Linked DNA regions of Mus musculus: all the other regions are linked to region 1. A link is a loop called in an ENCODE intact Hi-C map of the cell type or tissue named here. Cell type or tissue: left cerebral cortex. All regions are shown on one strand. Region 1 has its middle 4.0 kb from the start of Gm34552. Region 2 has its middle 17 kb from the start of Rhoj. Region 3 has its middle 4.8 kb from the start of Rhoj. Region 4 overlaps Rhoj (ras homolog family member J).

What was found. A loop is a pair of places that touch in the nucleus more often than their neighbours do. Peaks named below come from ENCODE experiments on the same cell type or tissue, not always from the same donor. Only the 100,000 strongest peaks of a DNase experiment are listed, where the experiment ranks them.
Region 2: a loop joins it to region 1, with 2.3 times the contacts of the local background. A loop is called at or near these places in 2 of 42 quality-filtered maps.
Region 3: a loop joins it to region 1, with 2.4 times the contacts of the local background. A loop is called at or near these places in 2 of 42 quality-filtered maps.
Region 4: it touches region 1 in a loop (6-fold over the local background); 36 of 42 quality-filtered maps call a loop at or near these places.

Annotation. Positions count from the first base shown.
Region 1 is chr12:74,317,191-74,325,190 of GRCm38, forward strand. No RefSeq gene overlaps it. Among named protein-coding and RNA genes, the nearest start is that of Gm34552, 4.0 kb to the left of the region's middle. In left cerebral cortex, CTCF peaks have their summits at 1 (motif pointing left) and 3,321 (motif pointing right); DNase peaks (open chromatin) are centred at 3,335 and 3,568; H3K4me3 peaks cover 297 bases.
Region 2 is chr12:75,287,555-75,295,554 of GRCm38, forward strand. No RefSeq gene overlaps it. Among named protein-coding and RNA genes, the nearest start is that of Rhoj, 17 kb to the right of the region's middle. In left cerebral cortex, no CTCF peak of the experiment used is centred here; a DNase peak (open chromatin) is centred at 3,181.
Region 3 is chr12:75,299,479-75,307,478 of GRCm38, forward strand. No RefSeq gene overlaps it. Among named protein-coding and RNA genes, the nearest start is that of Rhoj, 4.8 kb to the right of the region's middle. In left cerebral cortex, no CTCF peak of the experiment used is centred here; a DNase peak (open chromatin) is centred at 4,832.
Region 4 is chr12:75,393,120-75,401,119 of GRCm38, forward strand. It overlaps Rhoj (ras homolog family member J), which reads left to right. Exons shown (of 5, transcript NM_023275.2): 4 at 850-945; 5 at 6,988-8,000. The coding sequence ends at 7,134. Among named protein-coding and RNA genes, the nearest start is that of Gm34613, 19 kb to the right of the region's middle. In left cerebral cortex, no CTCF peak of the experiment used is centred here; a DNase peak (open chromatin) is centred at 3,609.

The sequences.
Region 1 (8,000 bases):
GTGGCGGCAAGAGGCATCATAGTTCCAACCTTAAAGGTCTTGCCACTCTTCCCAGGATCCCCTTTAAGCTGAAACCAAGTTTGGAAACTGCACAATTACGTGCGTCTATGGGCCAGGGTGGGCGGTTACCCGGGGGTGTGGTGTGGTGGTGGTAGTGAGAAGAAGTAATGGGGAGGGAGTGGGGGCAGAGACTTTGTGTGTGTGTGGCCCGGAGGGCAGAGTTTGGTATGTAAATGAATAAATAAATGAATAAGAAAAAAAAAGTTTGGAACGTGAGTCTCCAGGGATCATGAATCGAACTGAGAGCTCATCTCTAAGCACACGAGAGCAAATGATCTCACTGGCTCAGCCTTAAGGTATGGATCCTTCTTGGAGCAGATGTCTGGCAGGTGTGGGTGGGGTGGGGTGGGGTGGAGGACTGTTACTAAGTAACAGTCCCTGGTAATGGTGTCTGTCATCTCAACTCTTTCATCAGTAGGCCATTTACCCAATCCTGGTGACTCCTGGGACGATGTCTGTCCTGTTCTTTAATGTAACACTCATTTCTTGCATATAGTTAGTAAAAAGATACTTTTAAAGAGAATATGTAGAACCAGTTGCCAATTTCTCCCAATTTAACCTTATATCTTTTGTGGTGATTATAAAATGGTGGTGGTAGGTATCTTGAAATTACCTGTACAAACTTTTAGACTGAAAACTTTACAGGGCTCCTCTGCCATCTCACATGACTCCATATAAAATGTGATTCTTTGAATAGTCGGTCAGCCTCGTTGCAGCCTGACTTTTAGCCTTTCCCCACTTGCAGTGTTTGTGTTCTGTGAATCCAGCTTCTGAGACTTTCCTCTCAGCATCACAAAATGCCAATATCTAATCATGGCCAATCAGCAGTGACAGCTTCCTTAGGCATCCAAGGTGTTGGGAATTGAACTCAGAGCCCGAGTGACCTTCCCAGAATGCAACAGTACAGAGTATGGTGAATGCTGATTCCTTAGAGCCTATATTGCAAGTTTTGAGAGATTAAATGATTGGAAGGTCAGTAAAATACTATGATCTTCCTAATGCAAATAAGCAACATAAGATGTCACCATGTATAATACTAAAAAGTATAATGACACCACTAAAAACATACTAATGATAAGAAGAAAGAATTTAAAAATTTTGGGTAAACATCCCCGTCCCTAGGGTTGGAGGCCTGGGAAGATCCACCCTGCTCCGCTAGCTTGCTGAGCTGTCTTGCAAGTTTCTTTGGTGTGATGTTGGAGAATGCTCCTGTCACCAAGCCAATTGAGACAGAATGGCTGTCCCTGACACATGCAGAGCTCAGGATAGGGCTCAGTGCAATATTTCATCCATAGGATGACTGTATTTGAGACATTAGTATAACAGAAAATGATAGTCTACATTTCAGATGGGGAACAGGATAAAATACTAGGCATGCTTTAAAAAAAAAACAAAGAGGGAAAAGATTTCTATTGCCTTTGAAATGGGGATAGAAGTTTATGCAGTCCAGAAAAGAGCAGGCAAGGGCACAGAATTTAGGAATAGTGGGCAGGTGTCAGTGGCCACAGGAAGCCCCAGCTGTGCCAGATATACCTACGTCCTGAAATAGCTGGATATGAAGAGGCCACCTATGCTAGGACAGGTCTCAGCTCTGATGAAACTGGAGGGACCTTGATGCGTTTGTCACTACCTAAGATCCTGAAACTGCTTGGGTACAGCTATGTGTATGTGTGTGCATGTGCCTGCATATACTGCACAGGGATATGTCTGAGTAGGCACATATGAATGTATTGCACAAATTACTGCATGTATCTGTAACATGCCTGTGGATGTGCAATTATATGTGCTTGTGCATGTGCACAGTGTATGTGTGAATGTGAATACACTGTGCATGCAGTTCTCTGTGTATGAGTATCTGTGGATACGTGAGTGTATAAGTGGATATGTGTGCACATGAACATGTGAATATGTAAACATAACTATGTGTGTTTGGGACATGTGAGTGTAATGTTTACGCTTGTATGTGCATTGGAATGTTCATGTATTTGTCTATGGGCATGTGCATGTTGTCTCTGAGGACATGTGGATCTGTCTCTCCTGGAATAATTTGGTTATAAATGAAGGTCTAGAGTTGCAATAAAGTTATGTAACTATAACTTTGTCACACAATATATAACACAATATACTGATGACATTAATGTTTGTACAGGAAAAGCTGCTCAAATGTATGGGAAAATATATAATACATTATAGATAATTTTAATGATATAAAAATTATAATTAAGATATGAAAATAATTTATAATTATATAAACATATAATGATAACCAATATTTATTTATTCATTTAAATCTATTTATTTTATTCTATGCATACTGTGTGTATGCTCACTATGTGTCCTGGAACTGGAGTTATGGGTGTTTGTGGGCTACCCAGTCTGTACTGGGATCTAAACCAAGGTCTTTTGCAAGAGCAACATGTGGTTTATTGCTGAGCCATCTCTCTCACCCCATGAAAGGCACCTTTAAAACATTTTTAAAAATTAAATGCCATTGCAAATTTAAATTTTATTATAATTGTTTGTATATAACTGTACTCTCTGTGGCTAGTGGACAGCTTGCAGGAGTCAGTTCTCTCCTTCCTCCATGTGGGTCCCAGGGATCAAACACATAATTAGACTTTAGAGCAAGCACCTTTCCCTGATGACCCTAAAGTCCATCTTTAATGCATTGCTCAGTAATAAGCGCTATTGTCATGCACAAATAGATTTATACTCTTCCCTCCTCCCTCCAAGTCTACTGGATAGACTGATGTCTTTTAAACCTGCATTTTACACATATATTTCATACTTGAGCATTCACGTGCTTATTATGTATGTTGTAAAAATGTTTTAAGGTCATTATTTTAAAAGTCATGACATTGGTTTTGGTGATTGTGAAGTGTTCTGCATCTTTCTTAACACATCTCTTATTGTGGTCTTCATCCTTACTTCATGTCTTTAGTTGAACTGAGCATCCCTCTGATAAATACACTAACCTTTTGGTGCATCCATTTGTTTTGAAGACGTAGTTCTGCAAACTTTAGAAGTTTAAGGCAGCAGTGTCTCTAATGACTCCTGGTGATTTGTTAGCTTTGGTTTGGGAATGGATTCATTTGAATACGTGTTGAATACGTGCCTCTGAGGGGCATAAAATGTAAGCTGCCCACCTTTACCGCTGCTTTGCTTTTTGCAGGCTTTGAGACCCTCTGGAGGGCTAGCTAGGATTCTGGTTAGACTCTCTTCTGGGTGAGTCTCTGCAGCACAAGCCGCTGAACGCTAGGTGGCAGTGTTTCACAGCATTTAAAGTCCGCTTTGCCAAGGACACAGAATGGCTAACAATAGTTTTAGTGACCGAATATACATCGATTGTACTAAAACTTAGAAGAGAGACAATGGAGAGAAGGTCACATAACTTTTGTCTATGAAGCATGTTTATTTAAGGCAGCGACTGGAGGAGTTCCACATTGGCCTCAGTTGTCCCGGACATGTCCCTAGGACAAAGGTCGGTATTACAGGATACACGAGTTTGCTGCCTATGCAGCTTGAAAGATAGAAACAATTTCCCACCTACCAAGGTCTTGTTTTAGCTCTTATGCAAGCACATTTTTTCCTCTATTTTTTCAGGTCAATCTGGCAGCAGGCTACTCCCAATTTCCCTCTTTTTCACTAACTACATCTCTCCAAGACATGACGATGACGATGACGATGATGATGAATTTTTAAAAAATAATCTCCAAGTTTGTTTTGGTATGCTAGACTGAAGATTCTTATTTGAGGACAGGATTGGTGGTATATCTGATGGGTTTATTCTATTTCAGCCACCACCACCTCTCTCTGTCTCTCTGTCTCTCTGTCTCTCTCTCTCTCCACACACACACACACACACACACAAACGTCACTCTGTGGCTAGACTCTTGAGCATAAGCAGAACAGGACTTTAATTTGGATATTAAAATTTCGATATAGGAATGCTGCTTTCCACACTGCTCGCAGTTTCCTCGGCGTGTTAAAGGAATACTTCAGATGGGATAGCTGGGTAAGAGTGTAATAACTCTTTTGGGAATGGCCAAGCCAAGCAAATTCTAACAGAATTTTGTTCACCTGCAAATGCCATTTGTTGTGAAAAATATTAAAAAACGACCTTCAGGCTTCCTACTCTACTGCTGGCCACTCTCTGTTCCACCGGGCTACTCTCAGCCTGCCAACTCTTCAGTGGGGCCAGAGCTCCTGAGTTCCCTTCACTGACATGACAGCCCCATGCAAAGACCATCCACCCTACTGTCAGCCGCCACAACACCCAGCAACCCCTCAGAAACAAAACTCTCGATGACCAGCAGGCTTTGGCAACTCTCTACCTCGGTTGCCTGGTCGGCCATGCACTGGCGGACCTGGCGAACAATGGTCAACCTGTTATTATCTTGTGGAGACTCTGACTCAGAACTCCAAAACCTCTCCACCCAGCTTGCTAGGTTCCCCCTGGTGGGTTGTTACCATGCCAGCCCCATGCTTCAAAGCCCCCACAGCTTTTGTGGTGCACATTAGGCAAACCCACACTTTGCCACTGTACCTTTCTCTCTGGAACCCAGTTGAATCTCAGAGAGAAGAAAAACACCACACAAACTTAGCTCAGAAACAATGGTAACTCAATCTCTGGGTGCAACAACTAAAACCTAATCTTGTAAGCCATATTAAACCTAAGTTCTTCAGTGGCGAATCCTGACAGATCCGCCATGATATTGGGAAACTCTAGCAGCTATATCTTGGTCTTTCACTATCCTTGTTCCCACAAAACCTCTCTCTCCTCCTCCTTCTCTTCCGTGGTCCAACCCGGAAGTCCTGTCTACTCGCCCAGTGATTGGCTCCTTTATTCACTAGGGGATTGGTTCACAAGAAGTCACCTGAGTATGCGACTCACTCCTCCTCTGCAGGCTCTCTCAGGAGAATGGAATTAGCATCAAAATATAAATAGCACCAGGCCCATCCACAACAGCCACTATTCCCCTCCCCCCCACACCCCAAGATTAAGCTCAAGTCAAATGACACTTGTTCATTGCAGCTTTTCTTGGTCCCTCTTAGGTTCAGGGATAGTAACTTCTCCATTGTTTCAAAACTACTCGTTGAGTGTTGTCTGTCTTTGAAGTATACCACAGAGAAGAGAAAAAACGCTTCTTGTCACTCAGCACCGAGTGGGACATCATTTGATGACAATCGTTTGGATAAGAATCACAAAGGACAAGTGCGGGTGTTTCACATTTCAGAACCTGAACACTTTTTACAGAATTTACAGCAAACTAACTGAGAAGCAATAAAGATGAGGAGTCAGAGAGATGAATGGAGAAAGGTAAGAGAGGATGGAGAAGCAGCGTTTGTTGCCTTCAGGAGGGAGACAGAACCAAGGGGAGCGTAAATATGGCTGATGCCTACTGGATAGCGTCATGAACTGAGGCTGGAGAGATGCCAGCAGTCTGTTGCTCTACTGTGGACTCGGAGTTTAAAGGGACATAAGAAAATGATGGAATAGTTTTCCTTAGAGAAGACCACTCATTTTGGAAATCATGCGAAGAATGGTTCCTGGTATGGGAGAGGGAGGCTGGTGGGGAAGGCAAGCAATATTCAGATATATGATTTTGGTGATGGTGGTGATATTGAGATGTGTTGATATCAGGATGTGAAGACATAAGAGCAGAGGAACAGATGTTAGGAACTGTATTAGGATGAGATTGGGGTACTGAATAGCCAAAGGAGGCTTCAAGTTTCTGACTTCAGTAAGCAGCTCATTTTATTGTCTGGAAAAGAAACGGGCAAGGTACAAAATCATGAAGTCAGTTTTGGATAATAGGGTACTGATATACCTGGAGAGTATTCAAATAGAATTGTCAACATTGAGGTCAGGAGTCCAGAAGTGTTTTAGACAATGAGCTAGGACAGTGGCCCTCAGCTTATGATCCTGGGGCCAACTGTACCGCCCCTAGGAACTTGTTAGGAATGTAAATCCATTCCAGAGCTAGTGAGTCAGGTGGGGGAAGGGAAGTGAGGCCTCTTTGCTTTGGTGTGTTCCTTGGGGGATTCTGGTTTGTGGCGCACTTTGAAGGCTATGAGAATCTATCTTTAACACTTCGGAGATTTGTAGAGCAGAATGCACAAATTTAGAATCCAGGTATTGGTAAGAGTGATAACACTGTGTGTGTATGCAGTCATGGAAGCCAACCAAGAGGGAGGTTCACCATGTGGAAGGCTACCCAGAAGTCAAGTGAAACACAGAGAGGTGTCCACTGGCATTGCAGTTGACAACTATCAGCCATATCAGCCTGAAGGAACAGAGGGGCATGTATCTCAAAGCATTTGGATTAAACAATAAACAGAAGACAGAGAAGTGTGACTGATATATTTCTCATTGATAAGCTTAGAGTACAGAATGAAAGATGGCAGCAGTTGACAGGGGATGCAAGGTGGGATTGAGTGTGTGTGTGTGTGTGTGTGTGTGTGTGTGTGTGTGTGTGTGAAACGTGCACACATTGCACACACAGAACTCAAATTTAAGAACTCAGAGGCCACAAGAATGGAGAGCAACAGTGAGTGAGCTGTCTTTTTCTAGTAACTCAGCCTTCTGACCATAGCTTTGCCAGCCCAAGCTTGCTTAACACAGGATGCTGGAGAACAAACCCACTTGTGACGACTCCCCTTCTCAAGGATCCAGCAAGTGGCTGGTGACATTGTCTCACCTGAGCCCTTCATCTGAGAGGTATCTATCCTTGCCCTAGGAAGCTGATAAGACTCAGGCTCCAGTCCTTGCTTCTAGCTCCAGGCTTCCATGTAATTAGCTTAAAGGAATAACTGCAGTATCAGCCTTCTCAGTACTGATTCAGCCAGTGCCTAGGTCTTGTCCAGTCAGAGAAGATGTGGGCTCAGTGTATAGGGTGACCCAGCTCCAGTGCAGTGCCCCCAGGTCAGTCTGAACACGCCCTGTCATTCTTTGAAAACACTTCTCATTGCATGCATTCACTGTGCGTGGTACAGTGGTAAGTGCAGACACTTTCATACTCGTGTGCAGTGAAGATATCTTCCATGCTTCCTGTTCGCTTCCTTCTCCTCATCTCTGTTAGTCGTTTTTCTCTCAGAGAGTTTCCACTCTCATGTCCATACATGAATTTTTGGATATAAACTCTGGAACCACATAATAAGAATATAGAATATTTGTCTTTCTAAGGCTGGCTTAATTCACCTAATACAAATTACTCTAGTTACATTCACTTTTTCTATAAATGACATAAACTTTGTTATTCTTTGTAGCTGAAAAAATATATTATCTATCTTTATATATTTATATGTATTATTTCTACCATATATATGACAAATAAAATATGATATATCCATATCCCTATCTGTCTGTCTATCTATCTATCTATCTATCTATCTATCTATCTATCTATCTATCTATCTATTTTATTCCCTCACTCTTTTTTTTAGAGAGACTCCTGTCTCTGACAGCTGTTATGTCTCTACAAACTGCTGATCTGCCTTTATTGGAGACTCAGCAAAAACAAACAAACAAAAAAACCAAATGATACACAGAGGTAGGATAACAATAAGAGTCCTTTGAAAATTGTGGGCAGCACTAAGGGAAAGCAAGGCAATTAAGCTCCCCAGATGAGCATCCTTTCAGATCTTAGAGCTGAAGGGAAGAGCAGGGGGCAGGGTGAAGCTAGGAGACACTGGAGAGAACTGAGGCTATCTCATGAGAGATCTCATGTGATAGGTTCTTCACAGTACAGTAGCCCTGGTCCAAGCCAAGGCCAGCCTACAAGGGAGCCAGGTCACATAGACTGTAATTGGCTCATGTGTTCACATTCGCTCTCCCAGGGCTGAGAAGTCAGCAGGCAAAGGAGGTTGGAGGATGTAGCCCACAGGAAGACAGAAAGGCAGAGATGACATCTGGAAGCAGCAACAGAAGATTCCTCAGC
Region 2 (8,000 bases), 970 kb after region 1:
CAGCTTTTGTAAGGCAAGGTGAAAGGTGGAGGCAGCAGAATCCCCACTGAAGCTTGTGGGCCAGTCAGTCTTGCGACAGAAAACGTGCAAGAAAGACCCTGACTCAAAGCAGAAGCAGAGAATGATGAGAGCGTTCTCTGACCTGCACACAAACACTGTGGTACAGGAACACCTATACATACACACACAGAGACACACATGCAGTAATAATAAATAGAAATTAACATAATTATATTTACAATTAATTTATACTACATACTTACGTTATAATTATAAATATAAATAATAAATATTATTCTATTTCTTTTGAAGAATATAACAGAGGGGGATGCAAATGTGATCAAATACATCTGTGAAAATGTCATAATGAAATCTATTATTATATACAATTAATGTAAGCTAATAAAAACATTTTTTTAAAAAATCTCTTTGTTGACCTGTCTAGTGGCATAGTCACAGATTCAGGGGATTGGGATGTGAATACCTTTGAGACGATTCCTGCCTGCCACACAATGCTTGTTTTATCTCCTTTGCCCAGTTTTAGAGAACAAAGACCTGTTGCCATCATGGGTGACGATTATGTGCCTCTCATTCTTTCCCTCATAACAAAGCACCAGGGTTCCAGTAACACTCTAAGCCAAACAGGAAGAAGGAAGCATCTTGGGTCAACTCCCGAGTCATGACTTTTTTATTGGACAATTCTCTCTCTCTCTCTCTCTCTCTCTCTCTCTCTCTCTCTCTCTCTCTCTCTGTGTGTGTGTGTGTGTGTGTGTGTGTGTGCGTCTGTGCGTCTGTGCATCTGTGTGTCTGTGTCTGTGTCTGTATCTTCCCCTTCTCTCATTTCTCTTTCTCTCTTCTTCTTTTCCTCCCTTCCTCCCTCCCTCTATCTCTTCCTGCCCCCCTCTCTCCTCCATCCCTTCCCCCAAAGCCTCTGTCTTGGTTTTGACTTTCCAAAAATCAAAACAACACATTTCCTGCTTCAGGGTGTGCCTGCAGAACAATAGACAGGCTGTCATTTTTTCCAGGTAGAGTTTAATAAAGGAAAAAGTTGCATTGAATTGAACTGTTCACTGGGTTGGTACAGACACGCACAAGGTCAAATGAAAGCCTTAAGTCAAAAGTTAACATAGTCTCATCTACCCTAGAAAATTAAAGATGGGAGCAACTGGGAACAGAATGAAGAGTAGAAACTCGCCTAAACATTAAAGGAAAGATTCACAAATTCTCTTACATCTATGTGATCTTTCTCTATGCAGCCTTTAAATAATGTTATGTATATACCAAGTGACCAGGATGTAGAACATGATAACAGGCAGATTTAACAAATTCACCATAGAATTTCTTGATACATGTTTTTATCCCGAGTTAGTTCACTAAAACAACCACAGAGTTTTGTGGTGTTGTTTGGCTTTATCTGTGGTTTTCTAATTGTCTCCTGTAGCTTACACTATGAAATGGTCTAAAAAGTTATTTAGAGAAGGGCTCACTGGTTTAAACATATGAACTTTCAAAAATGTAAAGTTTGGGCTGGAGAAATGAATTGGTGGTTAAGAGTTCTTCTTGCATAAGACCTAAGTTTAGTTCACAGCATCCACATAGAGACTCACAACTATGACACCCTCTTCTGGCCTCCCAGGGGTACCAGCATGCACATAATATAAAAACAGACATGCAGCCTCTCTCTCTCTCTCTCTCTCTCTCTCTCTCTCTCTCACACACACACACACACACACACACACACAAATAAATAAATAAATCTGTTAAAAATTCATGACAATGGTAAGTAAAGTGTGTGTTGTTCTATGGCTTGAAAGGCAGGTTCTCACACAAACTTTAGATCCATAAAGTATTTTTGGACATTTGTTTGGGATCTTTTGGCTCCAAACAACCAATGTTTCATGAATAAAATCTTCATCAGCCTGAGTAGAAGGAGAGAACTGACTCCCACAAGTTGTTCTGTGACATTCATGCATGTACCATCTCTTTCTCTCTCTCACCCCCTCTCTCTTTCACACACACACACACATACACACACACACACACACACACACACACACACACACACAGGAGAGCATACATACACACAGAGAAATTATACATATACATATATATAATTTTAAAATTTTTAAAAATGAAAAATGTCTTGTAATTGATTTTAAAACAGTGAATTCAAGGCTAAAAAAAAACTATCTAATTTGGTATTAAAGGAAATATATTCTAAGAGGGCTGCAAATATTTAGCCTACTACTGGGGTAAAGCTGGCTGCTCTTCTTAGCAGTACGCATGCTTGAAATGTTCAATTCCCAACCAAAGGAAGCGATCTTTTAGTTTTAATATCAGTGTTTAATATCATCCTTCAGTGTTTTAATTGATTACTATTAAATGGAACAATTGGTTTTTACCAGCTTGGATGTACCAGGAAGGACATCAAAACTTACCTTCTCTCTATTTGGTCCCCATTCCACTCCCTCAAGGGTCAATCAGGGTGATTGTTTCTAAATAAAGGATGCTTATTTGAGTATTAAGTACCTATAATTGCAGGAGTAAGCCCATAAGAGAGAATGAAACCCAGATCCCTTGTTTACCAGACAAGTGTTTTATCAACTAAGACAGGAGCTGTGCACACATGCCTTATTTAAGCATTCGTTTAAGCATTCGTTATTTAAAAATTATGAACTAACCAGTACCCTGGAGCTCTTGACTCTAGCTGCATATGTATCAAAAGATGGCCTAGTCGGCCATCACTGGAAAGAGAGGCCCATTGGACACACAAACCATATATGCCCCAGTACAGGGGGACGCCAGGGCCAAAAAAATGGGAATGGGTGGGTAGGGAAGTGGGGGGGGAGGGTATGGGGGACTTTTGGGATAGCATTGGAAATGTAATTGAGGAAAATATGTAATAAAAAATATTTTAAAAATTCATTCAAAACAAACTCTGAAATCTCATGTAGAGATTTCAGTGGAGATTTGCTAAACATGTTATAGACTTTGAGAAGATGTGGAAAAGACAAAATGTAACCCAAAGTTACTGGAATCTTAAAAAAAAAAAAACAACTCATAGCTGCTGCTTTATAGGAGTCTGCCAACACTCACACTGGATGGATGACTCATTGGAAGTTTATAAAATAAAACCGGGTAAAATATGCATAAATCCTTACACAAGTATGGTGGGGTTTTTTTCATGTTCTCACGGCTGTTACAACATTTGTCTGAAAACAGATAACATGCCTGAGAGAGGAATAACCATTTAATTCAAGATGAATGTAAGCTTGCTTGTGCACTTCTTCAGCAAGGAAGTTGGAGGAGGCCAGCTGAGATTGTTGGTGATGTAGAAAATAAGGGAGGGATCCAGTACCCAACTCCAGAATAGTAGGGAGGTGAGAACCTTCTGAAAGGAAGACAACGGGGCAACTGTAACTCATCAGAAGTAATTCAGATGTATATTTAACCACAAGCAACCATGTCCTTCGAGATTGGGCTGCTGAGAGACTAGGAGCAGCTTCTATCTATGAGAACTGGGCAGAAACACCTCAGGAATATATGCCCTCTTATCACCAGCCTTCAAACCTAAACAAATGCCCAGCAAAACCTGAGCACAGGAACACCATCAGAGGCTGTTAGCTTGCTGCTGGGTCTCTCCTGTGTCCTCCTCCTGGGAATCTGGTAACGAGAGAACCAGGTTTTGAACTACAGCTGTTGCTTTTAGGAGAAAGATTTGATATTAAGTTCTAACTCTTTGGGGTTAATTTAATAGTTATAAAGAAACATATTTTGACTTTGTATTATGGAAATACAGCAACACTACTGTAACAAACAACTAAAAATCAATATTACCAGTAGTCAAGGTGGCAAGGTGATATCACTGGCCTCCTATTATTGAAATCACAAAGCCCCTGTGTAAGCTTAGATTTTTCAAACCCTACTTTTAATATGGATTCTTAAATGCTTTAACCTCCCTTCTAGCCCACCACCCCACCAGAGATAGTGGGAAAGAAAGGGGGAAGTGGACCTGTTTAGAAATTGTCCTTTGGAGCAAATCCCATTGCACTGTCAGGAAATCAACAGTTCAGTCACAAGATTCGATCCACGCGCAAACACTACATGAATATACCAGCAGTATAGTAGAGTCAGGATAGCAGCAGTGGTGACACAACCTAGCAGGAACATCCAGGCCTCAGATGAATTGGCATGAGTCAGCAGGAGTGACCAAGACCATCAGGGACATCAGGAGAAGTCCTCTGCCATGCCTTTCACCAGTAAAGACAGGAGACCAGGAAATGTTGCAAAGCTAGCTATGCAAGACTCTCCCTCTTCCATTGCGTCCTATTTATATTCCTTCCAAACATCATGTGTCGTCCATGGGTCTTGCCTCAGCATATGAGTCTGTCTTAGCAAAACTCTGTATCAGCTGACATCACTCTGCCAATCCACCCGAGTTCTCAGAGGTGGCAAGAAGACACCAGAACACCACCAGAAGTTTTTTGTTTTTTTTTTTTTTTAGTGTATTTCTCTGTGGAGTAATGACAAGAAGAGATCAGCTATACAATGCAAGCTGAACCAGTACATGCTTGTTGTTATGGGAGAATTCTTCATCTTGTAGCAAACCATCTTCTCACCTGTGTCTACTTCAACAAAACGTTTCTTCGATTGTCTGCTTTTGCAAAATACCATCTGACACAACTGACTTTTCGAAGAACCTGTAAGTTTCCACATCGGCCCTGTGAGCATCATCCTACCAAAACTACGTGGCCTAAATCTAACCACACCATATGTTGTGACAAAATGTCAATGAGTCTAAAGAGCAGGGCTTAAACTAAGTTCTGACCTATCTTGTCTACAGTCTTAAGTCAAAGGTTTTAATATCCTCTAACGATCCTCTGGAATCCTCTGTTGTAACCTCGTCTTAACTCTTATTTTATTGATGTGGCTCTTCTCTCTCTCTCTCTCTCTCTCTCTCTCTCTCTCTCTCTCTCTCTCTTTCTCTCTCTCACACACACACACACACACACACACACACACACACACCCCTTTAGTCAGTTTGGCTAGAGCATCGTTAATCTTAGTTGCCTTTCAGAGAACCAATTTGCTTGATTCTGTCTACATGTCTTTTAGCCTCCCAGCCTTTCTTTCATTACTGTCCTGATAAGATTTCTTTCCACCCACTGCCTTGGGGATATGACTTGGTCTCAGGTTTCTAAGACCTTGAGGTGCATAATTAGATTATTTCCAGTCACTATGTTTTGGCTTTGTTGTTATCTCTCTTTTGTTTTTGTTTGTCTGTTTGTTTTTGGTTTGTTTTGGGGGGTTTTTAATATATGCATTTATAGCTATAAAACCCCCTTTTAATATTGCCTTAGTTATATCCTAAAGATTCTGTTAAGTTTTGCTTTCATTTTCATTGATACTAGGAATTCTTACATAGTCTCACCGATTTCTTCAGTGGCTCACTGTTCATTCAAGAGTGTATTATTCCATCTCCAAAACCGACAGTGTCTTTAAACCGTGAATGACATTGCACCTTAAAGGAGCTTTAAGAAGAAAATGGATGACTCAATGTTCTGTGTACTGCCAGTGTAGATCATCTATGGAGACAGTAATGGCTTGTAAGAAGCCTTGATGTGGGATGTGGTTAAACGGTACTGTAAAAATAAAATAACAAGCCGGACAGATGGCTCCATCAGTAGAGTGTTTCACTCTATTGTGAAACACTAGAGTGTTTCACGGGCATAAGGAGCTGAGTTCAGATCTCCAGCTCCCATATAAATCAGGCACATACCTGAAATCCCAGCCCTGGGGGGAGAGAGAGACAGGTGATCCCAGAATCCTGCTAGCCAATCATTCTAGACAAACAAATGAGCTCCAGATATAAGTAATTATCTCAGAAAATAAGAAACTGGGGGAAACAGCCATCAACCTAAGCCTCCGTATGTATCACATACCCATCAAACAAAGTAGTTCCTTAATCTGATAAATATACTATGGTTACAAAGAAAATGTGTACATTTCTAGAGAGTTTATGTTTAGGTATACAGAAAGTCAGGCAACATGACTGACCAGTCTCAAACGTTTCAGGAAGCTGGGCGTATAGAGGCAAAGGCAGAAGGAACTTGAGGCTAGCCTTCATTACATAGTCATTTCTAGGACAGCTTAGGTCAAGACTCCATCTCAAAACAACAAAAATATTTTAGGTAGATACAAAAAGGGGTGAGTTGATAATGCATGTGTGGCAAAGTGTGCGTTGGTGAATCTAAGTGAAGATTTCATGGGAACTGTTTATGCTACTTTACCAATTCTATGCTAAGTATAAGCTATTTTAAATTTCAAAGTGTTTAAATTTAATTCTTTTAAAATATGAGATTATTAAGTCCTAAGATATATGAAAATTTATTATTAATTCCCAATATCCACTATTCCTGGCTAACAGGGTTGCTGAATTCTACAATAAGGGGAAAATATATTTATCTCTTAGTAATTATGCAGACAACTGTATCAATTCATTAAATGGTTTAAGTGTTCATATGTGTATTTGAAATGAATATTTTTCAGAGTACTCCACTGTATTAACTGGAAGTAGCTGAAGAATGAGGGTGTTTTGAAAGGACACCATCAACCACCTCATACCCAGAGAGCTAACCTCTGAATATCATGACTCTAAATATCCCTCACTATTCCTGGGCTGCTGTCAGACTCTACATCACTTGGGTACCATCCCTCACTATTCCTGGGCTGCTGTCAGGCCCTGCATCACTTGGGTATCATCCCTCACTTTTTCTGGGCTGTTGTCAAGCTCTGTATCACTTGGGCACCATCCTAAACCATAACCTCAGAGAAGCTGCCACTTCCCAGGTCGGTATCCTAGCCCACACCGCTCTCCTGAGCGGCAGATCCACAAGGTCACAGCCAACTGTGAGGCTCCATTTGTACACCCAGCAGATATCTGCTCCCATCCCCACTATGCCAAACCCTTGATGTCCCCTATCCAAATCAGTCTTTCTCTGTTTTGATGATCACTAGCTCCTTCCATCAGGAAGGACCCTACATCTTCCTCCCACCCACATGCCATTAGTTGTCTAGTCCACTGACTCTCTTTCTAAAAACAATGCTTCAATCTGCTGGCATCCCATTTCAATCTGAGAGACAAGATATCAGTGCTTAATGTCACAGATGCTCTAATCACATTGCTCGGGGTGAAATCCATGCTCTACCCTCATATCTCTGTGACCTTAAGTAACTGCATCCACGGGCCTCGATAGTTTCATCTGTAAAGCTGGGGTCAATCCCGACACCCATGTTTCAGGTTTCTTATGTGAGTCTTCAACTGTGTTACAAGTGACTGCTGTTTTTTGTCCCTGTTTCATTCCAGCCAGCATCTGTCCACAAGATGAGCCTTTTACTGAGGTCCTTAATTCCATATTTGTGACTCCCTAACCTACCATCTAACTACAAGTCACTCTCACAAAAGACTCGTAGAAACATGGAATTCCCCTGTTCAATGTTTATCCATGGTTTTCCATTACTCAAATAGAACCCAATTTTTTTCCCAAAGCCTACATTCCCCAACATGACCTAGTCTATCTCTCCAACTTCTGATAACTGGAGATCACATGACGGGCATGCACTTACCATAGTGCTACTATTTTCGGCTTAAAAAGAAAACTGAGGGGCTGGAGAGATGGCTCAGTGGTTAAGAGCACTGGTTGCTCTTCCAGAGGACCTAGGTTCGATTCCCAACATCCACACGGAAGCTCACACCTGTCTGTAACTCCAGTTCCAGAGGATCTGGCATCCTCACACAGACATACAGGCAGGCATAACATTAATGAGCATAAAATAAAAAGAAATTATTTTTAAAAAGAAAGGTGAACCTAAGATTATCCCAAATAATAAAAATTCTGCTTAAAGATAAAAATAGCATTAGATATCGATGCATGAGAAGCAAGACTCTCACCAAGGCCTCTGGCTCCAAGTGAACGTCCAATGTCAAAATGTATGTGATT
Region 3 (8,000 bases), 980 kb after region 1:
ACTTTTTGCCCTCACTCTCACTGGGAAATTCTTTCTTTCATGGTATTTGAGCCTACTTCTTCCAGATTTTAATATGTACTGAAGACCAGTTGAACATCCAGCCTCTTGGACCAATTATTGGATTTTTTTAAACTTTCTGTTGGAAGCCAGCCAGACCACAGTCTGTAAGAAAGCCCTTCCAACACACACACAAATACATATATATACAATGGTGGGAGATTTATATAGATGGGATATATAATATATAATATATGCATGAAAAATTGGTGTAGGGAAGAGAGGCTGACCTCACAAGTGGATATAACTATTCTGCTAGGATTCCACAGTCTTCATCAGGATGGCCAGAGAACTGTAGCTCATATGTTTTTATGATGTAAAGAATATGGTAGCTTAATTATTTTAAGTACACATCACATCCAGAATATATATACATTCCACTCTCTCAGTTCTCTTTCTTTACAGAACGCTGCCCAGTACACTGTTGCTCCTTAAGAGCTGTGTGAGTGAGCTCTGCTTCCTTTTTTCTTCCTCCTTTATCACAAAGAGCTATTTCCTCTGCCTGATAAAGACTTCTCAGAAATGGTGACAGATGTTACTAGGTGGAAAGGGATTTATCAGCCAGGTCCAGATTTCAAAAACCAGGACAATACTACCCATGAATCTTGAAGGGAAGGAAGGGAGCAGCTGAGCAGAACCTACCATGTTTTATATAAAAGCTCACCTACTGCCTACAGAGCACCCACCTAGTCCTCCAATTTCCATTGTGTTTCCTAGCATGATTGAGTGGAGCTGTCTCATGCTTCAGTGTCAAGGAATTACTTGAGGTTAAGAAAGGCTTAAGGAAAGACATCAAAAAATCTATATTTCTACAAGAGTTTATCAGACCAATTGAGTTGTCACTTTATTTTATGGAGTCTGTCTATTTCAGTATGTCCAGACCACGGGTTAGCTAATCGGGCTCCACAAATCCCATGACCTCAATGGGATTTTGAAAGGCCACATTTACTGCAAGGAACCTTTTTCCAATGACATAAATGATATAGTGAGGACTCAAACACTTTTTAAAAAGATCTCTGGTTCAAACGTCCAGCTTAAGCATTATTGAATCCTAGCGGTGTGAGAAATAGGTGTAAGGGAGAGAGGCTGACCTCACAAGTGGCTATAACTATTCTCCTAGGATGCCACAATCTTCATCAAGATGGCCCTGGAAACTATCTCATATGTTTTTGTGGCATAAAGAATATGATGTCCAGAATGTAGTTTGGAAGAAGAAAGAGAGTGGACAAAATGGTATTTCGCTCTACCACCCCACTTCTCACTAAAGGTACCAAAGACACGCAACTTACCTAAGAACAAACCTTTATATCCAAAGTAAAAAGGAAACGAATGCTTCTATTATGTGCTAATTTTACCTATTAGGAAAGATAAAACACAAGGTCTCATGATCCACACCCAACTTCAAGTCAAACATCTGTAGCCTAAGACCCAGCAGTTCCCATCCAAGCCATGACTCTTCACCCCTACATTTCCATCCTTTTTGGAATGTGTGAACACTCAGAGAAATGAGGAAGATGCATATTTAGCGCCATCCTCGGCTTAAGGAATAGCTGGATCAGTGACGGAACTCCATATAGCCAAGAGAATGGTGCAAGTGTCATAGCCAACAGGACAGAGCTCTGGGCTCATCAGCATTCAGCTACATGGACTCAGCCTCTCTGTATTAGTCACCTGCTTGCAAAATGATGGCTGTGCATGCTTCTTTCCCAGAGCTTTGACAAGGACCAAATGTTAATGTGTGCAATCCATAGAGGTTTAGTAAGTCATAGATCATCGTTCATCATTGGCACAAAATGAAAACACAATCAGAGATATAGAGACAGAGAGGAGATACAGAGAGAGAGAGAGAGAGAGAGAGAGAGAGAGAGAGAGAGAGCACCATGTTGAAATTCCATCACCATGTCAGTAGTTTTAAGGAGTGGGGACCTTTTAGGATGTGATTAGGTTAAAAGTAGATCCTTCACACATGGGATTAATGTCTTTACAAAGAGACTGAAAGATATGGTTTGTCTGCTCTGTCATGAGATGACACAGAGAGGTTCCATCTATGAATATCAGGCCCTTGCCAGGCACTTAACCTGCTAGCACCCTGAACTTTAAAACCCCAGCCTCTAGAACTATGAGCAATGTATTCCTATTGCTTAAAAATTACCACATTTAAGGTATTTTGTTATAGCTTCCTGAACTGATGAAGATAATATCTTTTAACTTAACCTAGTTTGGGTCCAATTTTATTACTTAGATTTTTTAATGTATCCATGACAATGTTATTGTCATGGTTATTAATGGTATTATTTGAGGGGGGATTCACACTTTTCAAGAATCTTTCAGAATTCCATACCAGTGATGGTATCAATGACTGAGATCTAGGCCTTAATCTAATAAATACAGAAAGGTGGCTTTGAGGAGAAAATTAGCTCCAATGCCTAAGTCCAGGTGCCCAGGATGCCCCTCCACATTCACAGAGTGGTTTAACAAGCATGAACTTGCTCAGAAAGTTGTCACTGCATGAAGGACCTCAACATGCAAAAACACAGGACTTCCCATTTCTGCACATGCATTGTCCTTGGGAGGGAGGACACTCTTAAGTGTGAGCAATGGAAATCCATCCCAAGTCAACTGAATTCAAAGGGACTGTGTTGTCCCCTTCATGAAGGGAACTCGAGAGTAGGCTAGAAATGTTGAGATCAGCGGTGAGTTTTTCTCAGACTCTCAGCTGTGTTTCTGGATAACAAATCACAAGCTTTGCAGACAGCTGCAAGATTGAGAATCCCTGAGCCACTGCCTCCTAGACCAACTCTTTACACTAACCTCATTACCTGACTTCACCACATGTCTCCAATCATAAAAATGAGGATAATGATCATTTTTACCTGCTAGGTTTGGAGAAGGGATTACCTGACTTTAAACACAAGCTCTTTAAAATTATCGTCATTGTCAGCATCAGGCAAGCTCTTCCCTCCTGATGACAAAGATGCCTCCAAACAAGCTTATGTGATCCTTAGTGAGAGATGCCCATGGGAAAAGAACACCTGAGGACTTCAGAAACGAGCACAGACTTGATTCTCACTAGAAGCCTGGAGTGGAGGGTCGAATCTGCCCCCTCTAAATACTTAAACCAAAGGAAGAAGGCATCTTGGTGGCAAATCAGGATCTCCAGCATCTGTTAAAAAGCAAGGTGTTGCTATGCAGTTGGACCTTCAGGGCGATGGGGCACAGAGATGAGGGATCACTAGGATGTTAGAGATTGAGTATAATGCTTTGAATCAATCGGCTATGTGTCCAAACACTAAAGGTCCTTGTCCCCAGCTGGTTTTTGATTGATCAATAAAGATACCAGTGGCCAATGGTTGCACAAAGGGATAGGGGTAGGACCCTTAAAGTTTCAAGGGCTAGGACACAGGAGGTAGGAGAGAGAAATCACCAGTGGTGGGATACAGATGGACATAGGGGCTGCAGGACATAAAGCCAACCAACCATGTAAGATTTCAGATATGTGACTACTGGCCACTTCCCTGATAAGCCTGGGGTGTAGGATTAGAACTTCCCAACCTTTGAACCAGAGATTGAGCTAGACACTGAGTTTACCTTCAGCACCCTCATGACATTTGCTGATGCTAGTAAAATATGGATGCAGATGAATTTGAGACAGTCTGCCCAGGCACCTGAGCCTACTCAGTGAATCTGTTTCTCCTGAAGTTAGAGTCTTACAGGTTGAGGGCTGGTAACCTGTGGAAACTTAAGACCATGTCATTTTATGTTTAGTTTGGTCATAATAATTAAAATGATTCCCTGGACACAGCACAGCCTATTTCACCAGCTATTGATCCTTCAGTTCCTCAAACGATACATTATCTTTTCCATTTTAGATTATCTTTAATAGTTTGTTTTGCTCCTGTGTGCACACTTGCATTTACAAATGCCTATTCGTATGTGTGGGCACACATACATGTGCATGAGTGTGCAGGCCAGAGGTTACCATTAAGGGGCTACGTTGGTCCCTCTCCATCGTACACACTGAAGCAGGATCTCTCACTTGAACCCAGAGTTTGCTGTTTTACTAATCTAGCTAGCCAGCTTAATCAGAGGTCTTACCTACTGAGCTCCGGGGTTGCAGATGAACCTCCATGCCTATCTTGCCTTTACATGGATACTGAGGATCTGAACTCTGGTCCACATGCAGCAAGACCTTTCCCATAGAGCCATCTCTCCAGCCTATGATGTTGGGTTTTGGTCTGAGGAGGGGAAGGGAATTGTTTGTTTTGGTTGTTTTGAGGTGTTGTTGTTGTTCATTTGGTGGGGTGGTTTTGTGCTTTTGGTTTTGTTTCTTTGTGTGTTTGTTGTTTGTTGTTTTTCAGACATGGTCTCATGATATAGCCCAAGCTGGCCTCAGAGTTGTGTTCTTCCTCCCTCAGCCTCCCAGTGCTGGGATTGCAGGCATGTCACCTGATCATCTGGAGAGAGGGAATTTGAATGACCCCTAACCCAACGGATCTCATCTTTCCTTAAACAGATCGTAGTCCCACCCATGCCTCATTTACAATTAACCCAATTTCTCTCAAAATTATGAGATTACAGGGGGAAAAAAGTCCTCAAGATAGGGAAAAAATCCTTCTATATAATTTTTTTTAAAAAGCATATCCCAGAGACTTCGGCCGATAAGACACACCATGACATGGTACATGACATCGGCGATAACTGGAAGCTGAGCACAGTGACTCAAAAGATGCAGAACACAGACACATGAGCATCCCAGATGGAGATGACTCATCCCCCTTGGGAAGGGGCAGTTCCAGTCCAAGCTAGAACACTCTGTTCAGTGTTAGTGTCCTAGCCAGTCGAGGATATTTGGGTCAGAAGCCTTACAACTACAGAGTGTTGTTGTTCCCAATTCACATCTTCCCATCACTGTTAGAGACTGCTTAGCCTCTGAGAGAACTTTCTATGGAATGTAGGTGGCTAGAGACTTCTAGGTGCCCTCGAATAACCAGAATCATAACACACTGCACGTTTATAAACCTGGAATCAAAATACTGCCACAGAAAGACTGTCCCAGAATAAGATCTGACCCAGTTACACTACTTCCCTGTGCAACCTCTGGTAGGAAAACAAGGAAAGAAGTCAAGGTTCTTCCTTCTTTTAAAGTCACAAGAAAACTGGACTAAGTCAGATGAGTCAGAATTTATGCAAGATACGATGTGTGTGTGTGTGTGTGTGTGTGTGTGCGCGTGCGTGTGCGTGTGCGTGTGTGTGTGTGTGTGTAAGAGTGTGTGTGTATGTGAGTACATGTGAGACAGTGTGTAAGAGAGCCAAGGCGTGTGAGACAGAATGTGTATGTGAGTGTGTGTGTGTATGTGAGTGCATGTGAGTGTGAGAGTGTATGCATATGAAAGAGAATGTGTATGTGTGAGTGTGTGAGAGAGAAAAAGTGTGTATATGTAAGTGAATGCATGTCTGAGAGTGTGTATTTTGAAAGAGAGTGTGTGCATGTGTATAGTATATGTAACAGAGTTAGAAAGAGTGCATGTGTGATACAGAGTGAGTATATGTATGTGTGAGTGTGTGACTGTGTGTGTGTGTGTGTGTGAGTGTGAGTGTGACTGTGTGACTGTGTGTGTGTCTGTTTGAGCTGACATTTACAGAAATTCCTGTAAAACCAAAGCACAGTGAACAGGAATGAGCCAGGGGATTAAGGTCTGTTGGAAAAAGCAAAAAATATCACCCAACAAGATTTCACCATGTGCTGTTAAGTTTGGATAAACTTAGCGGTGAGGTAAACCAAATAATTAATGGTTTTGTAACCACCAGTCAATCATCTGCATGGCTCTAGACCCAAAAGTACAGACATCTGCCTACGAGCATGTTAGACAGCAGTCTTCATACCACTTCCAAACTCATATAGGCAAATGTTTAGAATGGAAGGACACTCTTGGTCATTCTACCTGGCCAACCATACACACCTCTATCGTTTCCTGAACCTGTAAGAACAATAGTAAAATTTTAAGATTCAGGTTCATGTAAGGGTTGTTGTTGTTGTCTCAGTCATCATTGCTGTTGCTTTAGACTTTCATTATGTTTGAGACAGGGTCTGACTATATAACCCTGACTGGCTTACATATAGTCAGGCTATAGACCAACTTTCCTTGAACTCAGAGATTCACCCCTTGAGTGCTGGACTTAAAGGAGTACCCCACCTGGCCCAGTTTTCATGGCAGTCTTGTTGTCTAAAGGTTTTAATATTAAAAATGATGTATTTTCATAGACAGTGTAATCCACTTAACAGTAAGTCTAAAATACTAAAATTTTATCTTCTTGTTATTTTTTAATAGAATACTCAAAACTTCCTTCTATAATTGTTACATTTTTGTTAAATGGTGATAAAACAACTTTATAGTGAGAAATACAGCCAACATTCTCCAGAGCTATAAGCCATTTGCCTTCCATATGTCTTCCAGCCTGGCATAAGTACCACTCCACAGATGAAGAGACACAGAACTAGCTTCTTGAAGTGTCTTAAAGGTCGCAGTACAAAGTCCGCATGACCATAAGAATGGACTTAACTGTCTGTGCCCCATGGTGCAAGATTTAGTTACACATGGAAATAGCAACCTCACCAAAAGCCTCTATAGCCGATATCTATAGTGTGCAGGTGTAGGTTCTGCCACTCTCAGCCTAAAGGCCAAGGAAGACCCTGCTCACAGCTCTGCCAACCACTGTATCATCACATTGTGCTCGGAAGATCCTGTTCACTTCCAAGCAGCAGGTTTGGGGGTCTTTTAAGTTTGGGGGAGAAGGGATGTTTGCACTGCCAATCAATCACCTTTTAACCTGCACAGGTTTGTGTGACTACCTCCTTCATCCTCAAAGCCTTCTATCAAAAGTATAACAGAAGTTTCTAAATTACAATTCCCTGCATACCCTGCGGTCCCCAGAAAGACTAACTGGAAATAAAATTACACCAACTACAGGCAACTGTGGGGGCCTTCACGTGCTTCACAACGGGGCTTCATATGATCCATTTACACTCCAAGTAGAGTCAAATAAGTGATCTCTGTCTGTCATTCAAGCTGTTCATCAGTGTGTGGTACTTCCCTCCCAGCTCAGGGTAGGATGATGCTTCTGACCCTTCAGTTGAGCCCCTATAAGCGTGCAACTTGTTCTGGCCAGGGAATGTTAGCAGAGGGTCACTTCCTAAAGAAAACAGAGCCAGAGTTTCTCCATGTCCATTTCCTCACCTGCCATGGTGTGCATGACAGTTCAATCAGCCCCAACCCTGAATAAAAAGAACAATGCTGTATACAAGATACACAGGAGGGGGGGAGGGGGAGGGGGAGGAGAAAAAGGAGGGAGGAGAAAAGGGAAGAGGAAGAGGAAAAGGAGGTGGAGGAGAAGGAAACGGAGGGTGCAGAGGAGAAGGAGGGGAGGAGAAGGGGAGGAGAAAAAGGAGGAGGAAAGGAAGGAAGGAGGAAAAGAAGAGGGAAGAGGAAAAGGAGGAGGAAGAAGAAGAAAGAAAGAGAGAGAGAGAGAGAGAGAGAAAGAAAGAAAGAAAGAACGAAAGGAAGGAAGGAAGGAAGGAAGGAAGGAAGGAAGGAAGGAAGGAAGGAAGGAAGAAAGAGAAAGTTATTTCGAATTCTGAACTTTGGGGATTATTGTTATGGTAACATAACATCCCTGATACACTCTATACCTAATTGAAATGTTTTTCTTTCATAGGAAAGAAATGTTGGGGCACCAAGCATCATGGCAAGTTTTACTCTATTCAAAACAGAAGAGGTGTGGACTCTGTACCTTGACAGCATGCACATGAGTTGTAGGTACCTAAGTTACTGACAGTCACTAAAGCTGACTTTTCCCCGTCCCGGCCACAGTGAAACCGCTCAAAGCCCTTAGATAATCTGCAATCTTCAAAATCTCATAGGAAAGCAAAGGGTTTTTTTTACTTT
Region 4 (8,000 bases), 1.1 Mb after region 1:
GCTTCTCCTCACTGGGACTCCCCTGCAAGGCCTCCCTGTCCATTTGGTACCTGTTGAAAAGGTCTCACAGGTAGCAAATCTCCAACCCTTTGAAGGTCAAGATTTGATTGGGAGGTGGGGAGGAAAAAAAAAAACAATGGAGCCAAAGCCGCAAAAAATATTGTATAATAGGTAATATGAGTCACAGCCAAATGAGTAATCACCGAAAGGTACCCATGCCATTGGAGGATGTTCTCAGCACCCAGGGTAACTGCCACCCTGCTGTGTCCAAGTTAAAAAAAAAAAAAAGCTGGGCACATGACTTTAATTCCAGCACTTAGAAGGCAGAGGCAAGTGGATCTCTGTGAGTTCGAGGCCAGCCTGGTCTACAGAGTGAGTTCCAGGACATTCAGAGCTACACAGAGACAACCCTGTCTCAAACAATGAGAGAGGTGAGGAAGGAAGGGGAGGGGAGAGGAAGAGAGGAAGGGAGGGATGAAGGAAGGGAGGGAGAGGAGAAAAATCACTTCAAACTCTCAAACATGGCATCGGCGTGTATATTGTTTTCTTGGAGAATATCCAGCAACGCCAGAGAGGTTAAAGTGGGAAAAGGTCCTATATTATGTCTCCACTTAAAAGTAACTGATAAGGTCCAAAAACAGTTAACATATCTTTGTCCCAAACCGGTCGTGGTGGCGCACGCCTTTAATCCCAGTACTGGTGAGTCAGAGGCAGGCAGATTTCTGAGTTCCAGGCCAGCCTGATCTACAGAGTGAGTTCCAGGACAGCCAGGGCTATACAGAGAAACCCTGTCTCGATAAAACAAAACAAAAACAAAACAAAACAAAACAAAACATGTCTTTGTCCCAGATTGATCTCCGAGATGACCCCAAAACCTTGGCGCGTCTGCTGTACATGAAGGAGAAGCCCCTCACCTATGAGCACGGCGTGAAGCTGGCGAAAGCGGTATGATCGCGTTTGAATCGAGTGTTCAGGGATGGGTGAGCTAACCGAGGAAACACCTTGCCTTAAACTGCAAGGTGTTTCCGAGCTTCGTCCTTGTTCTACAAGAGCTAGAAGGAACCATTTTGGAGAGTGTTTCTGTCCGCCGGCCCCTTCTGTTTTTCATTAAGAAACTTCAAGAGTTTCAACAGCTAAGCATTTATCATTTTGCTCCAGCAGTGTCTAGACCATGGACTTGCCACATTTAGCATGAATTAAGGGGATCCATTAGACGTACATCTGTAAACCTCCCTGTTTATTATCAGTGTAACTCATCTAAATGACCCCACATGAGGTGTTTTGTGACTTTTTTTTTTCCAGGTAGAGAATTGGATTTGAAATCTGGCAAGGTTCTCTTTGTCTAATCCTTCTCTTCCTATAATAAATAGCCACTTAGTCTGGGGAGTGTTACGAACAGCATATGGAAATGTAACACACAGCAGAGGGTAACGGGGTGAGGAATCTAAGTGGCTGTCTGACAGAGCGAAGCTGGAATTACCCCCTCTGACCATTCTTCACTTCGGAGAGTCAGCCATAAACAGTGATCTTGCTACAGAAGTACTTCAAAATGTATTTGCCAGACGCCAACTCTCTGCCTGCCCGTTGTCATCACGACATGAGCAGAGCAGTCACTATAATGGATGCATGTGCAGAAGGAGACTTGAGGGCCATATTTCTCTATTTTGAATCGTCTTCCTCCTTGATTTAGTTCATCGATCCAAGCAGGAGAGTTTAATTTTTTTAATGTTTTACTTTCTAAGTAACTAACCCTGCAAAATGTATGCCCATAAGCAGTTAGTCTCCTTCTCCAAACTAGTCAAGAGTAACATTAACTACATATTACTCTTTAGAGAGAGAGAGAGAGAGATGGGTGGGTGGATAGGTAGATAATCGGATTTCTCTTATTAAAACTTGTTTAAAGGTCCCAAATGGCATATGACACCTTCTCTGGAAGTGGATTGGCTGTGGGGTTTTATGGGTACAATGCATAAGGACACCACGCAAATGTTTGACCCTTCCTACTTCTGACACAGTCCTGTAAGTCATCTAGGGAGACGTTGGCACCCTAAGCTTCTTAGAGATGAGGAGATGCCCCCTGGGAGATGAGCACCTGAATCACAAACACAGTTGAATCCAGCTGTTTGAGCGCCAGCACCTGGGCACCCAGACCTCATCCTCGCTGTCTTCTCCAGCCATGTGTGTGGCCCCTGGGAAAATGAGTGGATCTTCGGCTTCTCCTCCAACGTCCAACCTCAGATGCTCTCACTAACGTACATGTTAGTGTGTGTAACTGTATGTGGCTCCTGGCAGAAGAGCCCACTGTTTCTGGAGTAGCCTGCTCTCTGTGTTCCTTCCTTGCCTCTGGGACTGCCCCTGCCTTCATCTGATGACTTCCTAGCCTCGCTCCGAGCTTGGAAAGCTGCTTTTCGGTTGTTTGTTTGCTTGTTTGTTTGTTTCTGTTTTGTTTTGTTTCCCCTGTGATAATGAGTCACCCCAAAAGCCTCCGGTTTCATTTCAGCTTTATTTTAAGAACAGTGGCAGGGCTCATCGCTTGATTACCTTTTGACAGCCTCTCCTAGCAACTGCTCTCTGGTTTACAATCATGTTGAGCATATGAAAGCCAATTGAGAAGACCAAGTGAGATTGTTTTGTTTTGTTTTTTTAACTGGTTTTGTGACGACTCACGTAATTACAGAGACGTTTTTAGGTTCTCAGTCTTTGGCTCCTCTGTCAGATACTTCATTATAATAGCTAGCATCTATGTAGTGATGCTCTGGTCCTGGGCGTGGCACAGGCTTCCCCATAGTTAATCCTTGAAGCACCTTCTGCAGTGTGTGCATAATTGTTCAAACTCTCCTAGACAGAAATGAGGTTTAGAGAGGTGAGTGGCAGAGAGAGGGTCTGAGTTGATGCTCTGGCCACAGTGTTCTCTGCCTCCTTCCTAGAGTCTGCAAACAAATTCTTCAGTCTGGGACTCCTTTTGCAAAGACTTCTAGGAACAGTAGAGCAGAGTGGTTCCCTCCCCTGGTTTGAGAGATGGATGCACCTTGTCTCCCCAAGTTCTTTGGGCCTGTTGGCACAAGTCTTACTTCCTTGGATTCCTGTGGCACCACCATGAACTAACATACCAAAAGTTCCGGCTCTGCAGGCTATCCCTGTTGGCCTGTTTGCCCTCAGGCTTGCCTGCAGCTGGGAAGACATTTGCCTCTGTTCCTTCTAGCCACTGTTTTGTTTTTTTGTTTGTTTGTTTGTTTGGGTTTTCAGAACATTCTCATGTAGCCCAAGCTGGCCTTGAACTCTACATATGTCTAAGGATAACCTTGATCCTTTTGCCTCTACCTCTTGCTGGTATCAGCACATCTGATTTTATACAGAGCTGAGACTCAAAGTCTAGGCTTTGTCCGTTGCAGGCAAGAGTGCGGCCAGCCTGGCTCCAGTCCCCAACCCTTCTAGATACTACTGTGCTTCTTCAGTGCACCCCACCCCAGTCAAAGGAAGAGGAAAGTATTAGCTTGCTGTTTCTCTTGATTTGGCCTGTTACAAGTTGGCTTGTTTTCATTTCTTCCCATCAGATTTTGTATGCTGTGTACCGCTGTGGCATATCTCCCAGTCCTGGGAACAATGCACCCTAAGTGTTGTAAGAAACTAACAGAAAGGTGTTCTGTCTGCAGCCTCAATCTCTCCTTTGTTTTGTCTTACTTCCTTGAAAGGTGTCAGTTTGGTCAAGCCTGCTGCAGATTGCACACATGTGTGCCTAACTGAGGAGTCTCTGAGCTTTTGCAGATGGGTCCTAAATACTTAGCTGAGTAAGTCATTTGACTCCGAGGACCCGGGAAGGGCACCACTGTAAACAATAAAGGCTGTGTTTCCTTGACATAATTTTCCTTTTCAATCTTTGGTGACCCTAATGAATTTTTTTTGAGCATTCTTTTTAACATGACTGTGCCCTTTCCCTGAACCAGGACAAACTCTCCTCTCTGACCCCCTGAGCACGTAGAGCTTGACAAAACAATCGCCTCAGAACTGGGCTCTGTGTGTCTCTCACACGGAACATCCCAAATCACACCCAAGATCCGTTGGCTACTTTTCCTGGAACGATCAGCACACCCAAATGTTATGTTAACCTCCTCACACAACAATGCCTTTATGGACTGTCTCGTTATCTTTCCCCTTGTCAGAATTGGAAGAGACAAGTTTGGGCTCCTCCTGCCTCATTCAGAGGCCCGGGCTGGCAGGCTGACAGGCTAATATGCTAAAGCACTGTGGGTTGGCAGCACTGTGGGGAGGGAGGCAGCAAGTCCCCACTCATCTCTCAGGGTCCCAGAGTGAATGAACAGGAGTCAGCCAAACTCCTGGAATTTTCAGAATCCATCTGGAGCTTTGGAATTATTCGTGAGAAGTTTGTCCAAAGGCAATAGCCTACCGCACTTTCTAAGGCTTTCTCCCCCACTCTGCATAACGGACAGAGCCATCACACTACAAGCAAGCATTACAAGCAAGCACATTCATTTACTTGCTGTGCTTTTTATATGTGTGCGTGTCAACTTCCAAAGGCAGCAGGTGACATCTCATGTCATTGTTAGGGAAAAAAAATTCCCCACCCCCCTTTTCTTCTCTCTCATATCCTGTTTTTAATAAGTTTTTGACGTTTTCTCCAAATCTAAAGGCCAAACCATTGTCAAAACAAAGTCCATAAAGTAGATTTTCATCATGCACGGATGGCTTCAATTCCTGGCCTTTGATATTTCCCATTGACTTATAAAATAGCCATTCTTGTCAGAAAAGAACACTTACCAAAAAAGGACTTGCTGTCTGTAGGAAGAATTTTGAAATAAATTTCAGGATGTGATCAAAACAATTTCATTCGATACTGAGTCTTTATATATGTGGCCTTTCAACAATCCCATTTCGGGGACTGTTAGCTCAGCCAACTTGTTGCTGGGCTGGGTATAAAGGTCATAGAATAAGAAAAACAATGCACCTCAAGGGATGGGAAGAGGGCTTGTCATGTAAGAGTACCTGTTCTACAAACATAAGGTCCTGGGTTCAAATCCTCAGCACCCACAAAGAAGCCAGTAACCCTAGCATCAGAGTCGAGACAGGCAGATCCCAAGAGCTCACTAGCCAACCAGTGCAATCAAAGCTGCATGCTCCAGGTTTAGTGAGACCTTGCCTCAAGGGAACAGGACAGAGAGTGACGGAGCAGGATACTTGATATCCTCCTCTGATACACACACACACACACACAAAACACACACACAAAACACTCACTTGCACACACGCATACACACACTCTCATACATGCACACACAAATACATTCTGACATACATATACACTCACACTCTCACACAGGTATATACACATTCACATACACACATTCTCACACACACATACACATGTTCATATACATATACTCACACATACATTCACATACTTTCTCTCACACACTAACACACACATTCACACACACACATGCACACAAACACAAGTGTCTCACACACTCATACACACACACTCTCACACACATACATACATTCACACACACACACACATCTCAAGAGACAAAGATTTAAAAGTAATTCTCTCTCCTTCTGGTTGAATGATCATTTTCCCTCGCCTGGGCTTCGTCCTTTCTTGTCTAAGCTAATCCACACGTTTTTCTTCATTCCACATTATACAAGCTTCCTGGTGACAGACAAAAGCGTCCAACATCTGTATCCTGACTGTCCCACAGAATGCTTCTTTCAATTGTATGCATTTAATAAAACTCTAAATCTCTGACTGTATAGAAAAGTAGGAAAATGAGCCCAGCATGAATTTTTGGAGGAGATCATCCATTCTAGTGGGGACACCAGTCACAGCTGCTTTCTCCTGGTCCCCTGGAATCCCTGTGTGCCACCCACAAACTCCCATCTGTAATACCCTCTCGCTCCTGCCTCCCTGTTTCTCCAGCTAGTCATCTGCCAGGGTTCCCAGGACCAATATCCAGCCAACCTCTTTCTTCTGCATTTGATCTGCTTTTCTCAAAGTTAGCTGCAAAATGGAAAGTGGAAAGGGGGATTGGGTGTTTCTCTAGATGTTCTTCATATTCAGAGGCCCTCAGGACACAGTTGCCTCATGTGAGCTTGTGAGACAAGTTAACACTCAGGTCTCCTTCTTTACCAGAGCTGACAGCCAAGCACAAACTTCCCTGGCCAGTGATTTTCTTAAGGAGAATCAACAGTTTCTGCCCTGGATTTCTACATTCCCCATGGGATTTTCTAATTCTCATGTAACCCATTGTATGAAATCACTTTTTTTTTTCATTTTCAAAGAGTTGGAGTGATGGCTCAGCAGTTAGAAGCCCTGGTTGTTCTCCCAAAGAATCTAGGTTCGATTCCAGGACCCACATAACATACAACTGTCAGTAACTCCAGCTCCAGAGGATCTGGTGTCCTCTTCTGGCCTCTAATGGCACTGAATGCACATGGTATGCAGATATACCATGCAGGCAAAATATCCACACACATATGCTTTTCATCATCATCAATAGCAATGATAATTTATTTTAACAATTAGCAATTGTTATAATTCAAATAGAACACTAACCTATGTTCAAAATACATATGACTTAAGCATAAAAAAAATATACAGAGAAGGAAGGTGTCTCTATCAATGAATGTCTTCTATGAGTTTTATTTCTTCATGTTTTATTGTTTTAATTTAAAATTTGTTTTTCAAGGTTAGTTGATATTGAACACTATAACAAATGGTATCGTGTTGCCAAGAGATACATGCCAATCAAGAAAAATTTATGATGGCTGCTTCTTAGCTGCTCTTTAGGTGCAGTGACACTGCTTTATCCCACACAGAAGCGCCTCTTCACTTGAATATTGATCTACCACATCCCATAGAGAAATGAAAGGACACTGGAAACAGGCTGTCTGTAGAACAAGCAGACATGGGAACCTGGCAAGTCAGAGGGTTGGCACTCACGACTTTCTCTCTCTCTCTTTGCATTTAAGATTGGAGCGCAGTGCTACTTGGAATGTTCTGCCCTGACCCAGAAGGGTCTCAAAGCAGTTTTTGATGAAGCCATCCTCACCATTTTCCACCCCAAGAAAAAAAAGAAAGGCTGCTTAGGGTGTCACGGCTGCTGTGCAATTATCTGAAGTTGCCTGACACCCATCTCCCCGCCATGCAAGGGCATGGAGGGCAGCCAGTCTCTGTGACCCAACTCTAGCCAAAAAGGAGGGCGTGACCAGAAAGGAATTCCTGCATCCCAACGCCTGTCCCAGTGCCCTGCCAGCTTCCCAGCTCAGCATCCTGTAAGCCACTGCCACAGTCCTAAGCCAGCCAGACCATGAACACTGTGTATGGAGAATGCAGAGTCACATTCAGACCATATGCTGGTGAGGTGTTGGAAGCCGAGTGACAATCCATCTGGTATTTCATATCTTCTCTCCCACGGTTATGGACCAACAGAGAGTCATGACGGGAAAACCAAGCACTCTGTCCTGCACTGGTGGCCTTAGTTCATGTCTTCACCAAACTTGGGAATACAACACCAACATTTTTTTTTTCTGAATCAGTTCGTTCTTTTACCCAAGCACCTTAACGCTCATTTCTATTGCAGTTTCCCAATGTCCAATCACTTGAGCCTTACAAATCCACATCAAAATAATTGAAAGACAAGCTGGATTGTGTTCACACCAACTGACGGTGGATCTCTGCCAATGTTCTTAGAGCCATCATGTACCTCTGAATGCCTAATTACAAAAAAAAACTTTTCTAAACTTACAGACCTATAATGTTTTTAAACTTTTTAAAAGAAAACATCCTGTGAGTTACAGCTCCCAAGTTTGGCCAAAGATCATCCCACAAATGGTTCAGAAGATAGGGGGACTGCTCTTGCAAAACCCTACTGTTATTCAAACCAAAAAAAAAAAAAAAATGGCCCTGAGCAGGAACCGCTCCCAGAGAGGAATCCTGCACCTGACAGGACCATTGCAAACAGCCAGGGACTCTCCGTGTCTTA